Regions from separate parts of the Homo sapiens genome. Here region 1 is linked to region 2. A link is a contact called in ENCODE Hi-C or POLR2A ChIA-PET data. All regions are on one chromosome and are shown on one strand. Each heading gives the region's core, a stretch centred on a gene start or an enhancer-like site at or near the end of the contact. The rest is flanking DNA. Distances are from core to core; before and after follow the strand shown.

What was found. A loop is a pair of places that touch in the nucleus more often than their neighbours do. ChIA-PET counts read pairs that join two places held with the same protein, here RNA polymerase II (POLR2A). Pooled maps may share reads with other maps.
Region 1: a loop to region 2 is called in a map of B cell, with 15 times the contacts of the local background. The contact joins two enhancer-like sites. A Hi-C loop is called at or near these places in 1 of 168 maps with a recorded cell type or tissue (B cell) and 4 of 50 pooled maps. POLR2A ChIA-PET finds 5 or more read pairs at or near these places in 2 of 52 experiments (OCI-LY7 and activated CD4-positive, alpha-beta T cell).

What each region holds. Positions count from the first base shown.
Region 1 is chr12:47,164,594-47,168,166 of GRCh38, forward strand. The region is part of intron 2 of PCED1B (PC-esterase domain containing 1B); the gene reads left to right. Among named protein-coding and RNA genes, the nearest start is that of MIR4698, 21 kb to the right of the region's middle. Within about 2 kb of position 1,483, at least 2 of the 41 ENCODE cell types and tissues checked have a DNase peak (open chromatin) inside an H3K27ac peak, as active enhancers do.
Region 2 is chr12:47,395,936-47,399,305 of GRCh38, forward strand. No RefSeq gene overlaps it. Among named protein-coding and RNA genes, the nearest start is that of LINC02156, 17 kb to the right of the region's middle. RefSeq lists a silencer at 1,853-1,902. Within about 2 kb of position 1,681, at least 2 of the 41 ENCODE cell types and tissues checked have a DNase peak (open chromatin) inside an H3K27ac peak, as active enhancers do.

The DNA.
Region 1 (3,573 bases), core at 233-2,732, 230 kb before region 2:
ACAATTCTGTGGTCTTGACAGTGGCCATGTTCCCACAGATCCACTAGGCATTGCCCCTGTGGGAGCTCCTCTGGTGGCTCCACCCTTGTGGCAGGTTTCTGCCTGGGCTCCCAGGCTTTCCATTACATCCTCTGAAATCTAGGTGGAAGCCTCCACACCTCCATCACTCCGGCATTTTGCATGCCTGCAGAATTAATGCCATGTGGACCTCGATGCTGCCAAGGCTTATGGCTTGTATCCTTTGAAGCAGCAGCCCAAGCTGTTTATGTGGCTAGTTGAGTCACAATGAATTGGCTGAAATAGCCAGGATGTAGTGAGCAGGTCCTGAGGAAACCCTGGGCAGTGTGCCTATGGGGAATAGTTGGAACTGTCCCCTGAAACCATTCTGATCTCCTAGGCTTCCTCTGGCTTCCTCTGGTAGCTGGTCAAGCTGGGCCTTAGGAGACCAATGTTGGCCTGCCCAGGTACTGCTTGAGAGTTTTACCCTGGAGGGGCTCCTTTGAGCTAGGGTTTGCAAATTCCCAACTGGGATTATTTTGCTCAATTTTCTACTGTCATCTTCTAAGTCCAAACTGTGGTTTGTAATAAGACAACATTTTTCTCCTTTTGGACTTTCAGCATGCAGTATAGAACAAACCCACCAGAGGCATATCTGAGTTAGCAAAACATTTACTCCATTTCCCTATAGCAAATTATTCCACATAGTACTGCCTGTGGTTGCAAAGACACCACTATTTTACAGCCAATAATGAATGAATGATGGGCAGTTTTACTAGAATTGCTTTTCATTTTTGTCAGCTTTATAAAAATTTTTACATTTTCACTTATATGTTCCTAAAGAGTGAATGTGCATGGGGAAAGATTCTGAGAGCTAATTTGGCACATATTATTTTAACAACTCCAGAGAGAACATATATTATTTATTGTCAGTTGTTTTAATAATGTTTCTACAATGAAAGAATTCACAAGGCTAAAAAGTTCTATTCTGTATTTAATTTACTTGTTCAAATGTCTATATAGGCTTTTATTACTAACTCCATGATTTTCTACGATCACTTAAAGCTAATGGACAAATGTTGACTATTTGACACAAAATCTTGTTCTTCCATTTAAAAAAGTTTTTCCAAATAGTGGATTTAAGGCTGTCTTTGGAGCCGGTTTTGTTATTCTGTTACATAAGAATGTATTCAGGGATGACAGAGGCATAATGTGCACATTAGTCCTCTATTCAATTAAAAGTTCAATACACAGTATTAATTTGACTTTATATTAGTAGGTGAAATTATAAATTTAGTGACCAAGCAGAATCATATGTCAACAGCTATAATATTAAAATCATTACTGTAGTGTGATTTCTTTAGGCTACATCTGAGAACTGTTCTTTCCTCTCATCACAAATGATTTTGTCATGCCCACTCCCCCACCACGAGACTTGATTAAACGCTAGCATAGCTCAAGCCCTGACCCGGGGTCAACCCAGCCCTCCTCAAGTTCCTGTCTGGGAAATCTCAAGGTTGTTGAAAAATTTACTGTTTGTTCTAGCCAACATCTGAAGACTTGGCCCCTGTCTCCCAGGCTCTGTGGGAGGGTAAGAGCTTAACTTTGATAAGCACTAGTTAACAAACCCAGACGGTCTAATCACATTGGCCAAACCCTTTTACCCAATAATTGTAATTTTTCACTTCCATGACTTTGGTTGAGCCGGGCAGTTTCTCTCTCTTCACTCCCTCATTCTCCCTTTAAAATGCCCAGTAGCCTCTATATGGATTGGAGTTGAGCTCAGTTCCATACTGGTTTGTCTTTATAATCTTTAACTAGCTTTAACTGGCTTTGTTTTTCTTTAACACATTTAGCCAAAAACTTGAGCTAAACCAATTAAAATACAGAGGCATAGAAACTTTTCACTCACCTGAGAAACATGTCAATAGCAATAGTGTATGAATTAATTATAGTTGAATGGCAACTGGCCACCGTCTTGACAGTAAGTGATTTACAATCCAGTCTTATGAGAGAATTTGAAATGATGCTCTGCTCATCTCAATCATTCCTGCTGTAAAACAAAAGAATCAAAGAGGGAAGTCTTTCTACAAACAAGTAACTAATCAAGATGAGGTGTGGTAAAAATAATAATAATAATAAAAGCATCTCCTGTGTCAAAGCATTAATTTTTCTATTGGTTATCAGAGTAGAAAAAAATATTTTTTTTATTTACCCCTCTTAGGTTCATTGGCTTGGAGTCCATGAATCAAACAAATAACAGACAGATTAACAAGAGAAAAAAACAGTTTTAATTATGTACATAGCTACATACGTAACACCAGAGTTTATAAAGAAAAATGTTCCTCAAGGAGGCAGCCAGATGGTTAAGGCTTTTACGGTATTCCATTTTTAGCAAAATAAAGGAAAAGGGATTTGGGACTTCTAGGTCAGGAGGCAAGTTACAGGAAGGTGACCAAGAAAAGTATGGTAAACAAGGATTGTTTAGTGCTTTCTCCATTGATAAGAGTTATTGAGTCCTCTTCTCCATAAGGGAAAAGGAGATATCTTTAAAGATGGAAATGTTCTAAATTTTCTTTATTAAAGGAAAATTTGTGCCCTATTTTTAGAGCTTTTTCTGTGTCTGTTGGTCTCGATGGCCTTTAGCTAAAATATTCAACGTAACAAAAAGGCATATTTTGGGGGGTGTAGCATATCTTGGTACCCTTTGTGGTGACAAATTCCATATCTGTTGGGCATTCCTAGGGGTCAGTGCTGGATTTCCCTGCTGACCAACTAGGAAAATGAAGTGGGAACTGAAAAGGGCATTGTGGCTGTCTCTCCAACAGTCTTTCCTCAGATGATCACTCAAAGCCAACTGTGTCACCTACCTGTGATTGGGCTAAAGAAATGTGAGGTGTGTTTCACCAGAGTTGTCAGGGGAAAGAGCCAGTTGTCTTTGAATCCTGCACATGGACAAGGACACACGTGTACCCAGTTGTGCTGGTAGCCATATTATGACAATGAGGAAAAGCAACCCTACAATGAAGTGAGTGTCATAAATAGCAGCACAGAGAACGAAGCTGGATTCTAGATGATATTGCTGAACCATGGAATCGATCGAATTACTTAAGATAATAAATTCTCTTATTGTTTAGGACATTTTGAGTTGGTATTCTGTTATAGGAAGGCTAAAAACAGCAGAGCCCAGAGAGGGAGTCAGTGTTCTCCATGGAGGGAAGATGGGCCTTCTAGCTCAAAAGAGCACCTCCAGAGTAAAACTCTCGAGCAGTACCTGGGCAGGCCAACATTGCTCTCCTAAGGCCCAGCTTGACCAGCTGCCAGAGGAGGCAGACATTTTGATGAGGGAAGGTGGTCGGGAAAGGGGCAAGGAGTAGCGATGTTGAAACCAGCAAGTCTGTGAAGACAGTTAAATGAGCCAAAATATTTGGGTGAGGTAGATGGGGACACTAACATTAAAGACAGGAAAAATGATGAAGAGAAAAAAGGAGAGGCCAGAGATTGCTTTTTCTATATTCTGGAAAAGTACCAGTTCCATATGAATTACCTGGTTTACTTGTGTGTTTTTAAAGATCA
Region 2 (3,370 bases), core at 431-2,930:
AGTCTCGCTCTTGTCTCCCAGGCTGGAGTGCAATGATGCCATCTCAGCTCACTGCAACCTCTGCCTCCCGGGTTCAAGCAATTCTCCTGCCTCAGTCTCTTGAGTAGCTGGGATTGCAGCTGCCTGCCACCATGCCTGGCTAATTGTTTTTTTAGTAGAGATGGGGTTTCACCACATTGGCCAGGCTGGTCTCAAACTCCTGACCTCAGATGATTCACCTGTCTCGGCCTCCCAAAGTGCTGGGATTACAGGCATGAGCCACTGCTCCCAGCCCAATGACTCGTTTTTAATTCAACTAAAATAAAACTAGGAATCAATCACTGTTGAGTAATGGGGATTTGTAAAAACATCTGAAATATGAAAAATGTTACCAAAACTTGGGTAGAGACTGGGGTAGCTGTCAGGACACTTGTGACAGAAGCCAGCACTTGGCCTAGCCTTTCAGAATTACTGTGGGACTTTCACTGAATCAGACTTCCCTTCTTTCTTAAAAGACCCATATGGGGCAACTGTATCTCACCATACATCTTCTTCTCTCTTTTTTTTTCTAGCTAAAATGGAAAGGATGGAACCCGAGATATCTTTGTCTTTGTCTTCCTTGTCTTCCTTGTTGACATTCTTTGTCTTCCTTGTTGACAGCTCCTGCAGGCATCCCCAAACTGATTTGCTGAAGGTGAGAATCTGCCCCCTGAATCACAAAGGGTGGCTGTGCTGCTCACTTAGTCTGTTTTGTGTTGCTGTAACAGGATATCTGAGACCCAGTAATTTACAAAGAAAAGGGGTTCATTTAGCTCATGGTTCTGCAGGCTGGGAAGTACAAGAAGCATAGCATTAGCATCTGCTCTGGTGAGAGCCACATGGTAGGTCCAAACATGGTAGAGAAGGTCAAAGGGGAATTATGAAAAGTCAGAGCCCAATGGCATCTTGGCTTTACCACAACCTATTCTCAAGGGAAGAAATCCATTCTCAGCAATGAACCTAGTCTGGCCAGACAAAGAATTTACTAACTAACAAAAGGGTACCAAGCCATGCATGAGGGCTCTGCCTCCATGACCAAGTACTTCCCACAGGCTTACTTCCCAACCCCGCAAGACAAGGACCAAATTTCAACATGAGTTTTGCTGGGAACAAACAAATCCTACCCAAACCATAGCAGCTGCCAATGACAAAATGAAACCAAGTTTCATAGGGCCCTCTCTGCTCCACATGTAGGCAACTCTGCAGGCATTTGGAGCACCTGTTAGCATGGACTAGAAGTCTAATTGGCCCTTTCTTCCTGTGCAGAGATCCTGGTGCAGGTGGCTCTCCCTGCTTCACCCCTAGGCATATCTTCAGGCATTTGGAGCACCTGCTCTCTTGGTTCAGCAGCCTGAGCCACCCCCACCCTTCCTGTGCATAGACTGTGGTACAGTAGGGCCCCCTCCACTGCAAGCAGATCTCCAGACATTCAAATCACCTTCTTGCTTGGTTCAGCAGCTGAAGTCACCCCACCCCTCCTGTACAGAGATCTTGGTGCAGGGGACTTTTTCTCTGCTTCATGGCCAGGGAGATCTTCAGGACCCTGGAGCACCACTCTCCTGGATTAGGAGTTTAGGCTGACACCCATCCCCATCCAGAGAACTTGGGGCTGAGGAGGTTTCCTAGCTCCATGCCTAGGCACACCTCTAGAAACTTGGTGGCAGCCCACTGGATTCTCCTTTGGCACTGGTGCTTATGCTTGCCATCAGGGGACGTGTAACTGGGCCTTCCAAGTTCGGCTCCACCCATCTTGCCCCACCCCTCCATTCCCTGGAGCTGAGAAGAGAGCTCAGACCACTGTGCATTCCATAAATGAGCCCATTGCCTGAGGCAACAAAGAGCTCCTCTCAGTAAACAAGGATCGGGTATATACCCAGCCATGTTGGCCACAACCAGCTCTTACACATAAGTGACATCTACTGGCTTGTCTGTTTAACTGCACAGCCCCGTGTAATATCTAGAGAGTGTAGGAAGAGGGGAAGGGAAAGAAAAAGAAGAAAAGGCAATAATTTTATAGGGAAAGAAATAAAAACAAAAATCCTACCCACACAAAAATAATTACAAAAATTAGAAGTGCCAGCACTTCCAGATGAGAAGGAATCAGAGCAAGAATTCTGGAACCATGAAAAATCTGAATGTGACAACATCAAAAGATCACAGTAGCTCTCCAGCAATGGTCCCTAACCCAGATGGAAACCCAGAAATTACAGATAAAGAATTCAAAGCATGAATTGCAAGGAAGCTCAATAAGATCCAAGACAAGGTTGAAAATCAACACAGGCCAGGTGCAGTGGCTCATGCCTGTAATCCCAAGACTTTGAGAGGCCAAGGCAGCAGGATCACTTGAGGTCAGGAGTTCAAGACCAGTCTGGCCAACATGGTGAAACCCTGTTTCTACTAAAAATACAAAAAATTAGCTGGGTGTGGTGGCGCACGTGTGTAGTCCCAGCTACTTGGGAGGCTGTGGCAGGAGAATCACTTGAGCTGGGAAGCGGAGGTACCAGTGAGCCAAGATCACACCACTGTACTCCAGCCTGGGTGACAAAGAAAGACTCCATCTAAAAAAAAAAAAAAAAAAATCAGCACAAGGAAACTTCTAAAGTAATCTGGGAAATGAAAGAAGAGATAAAACATCCTAAAAATAAATCAGTCAGAGCTTCTGGAATTGAAAAACTCACTTAGGGAATTTCAAAATACAACTGAAAGTTTTATCAATAGACTGCACCAAGCAGAAGAAAGAATTTCAGAGTTTGAAGACTGGTCTTTTGAACTAACCCACTTACACAAAAATTTTGTTAAAAAGAATTTTTTAAAGATAGTCTTTGAGAAATATAGAATTATGTCAAGTGACCAAACCTATGCATTGTTGGCATTCCTGAGAGACAAGAGAAAAAGTAAACAACCTGGAAAACATATTTGAGGAAATAATTCAAGAAAATTTTCCTAATCTTGCTAGAGAGGTAGACATCTGGATATAAGAAATCCAGAGAACATCTGTGACAAACTATTCAAAATGAACATAACAAAGAAATTAAGTCACTACACTGTCCAAGGTCAATATTAAAGAAAAAAAAATGTTAAAGGCAGCTAAAGACAGAGATCAGATCACATACAAAGGGAACCCTATCATGCTAACAGCAGACTTCTCAGTATAAACCTTACCAACCAAGATAGGCTGGTGGCCTATTTTCAGCATTCTAAAAGACAAGAAATTGTATTTCGCAGAGAAATACAAAAGACTCTCAGAGACTATTATGAACACCTCTGTGCACACAAACTAGAAAATTTAGAGGAAATGGATTAATTTCTGGAAACACACAAGGCCCCAAGATTGAATCAGGAAGAAGTTGAA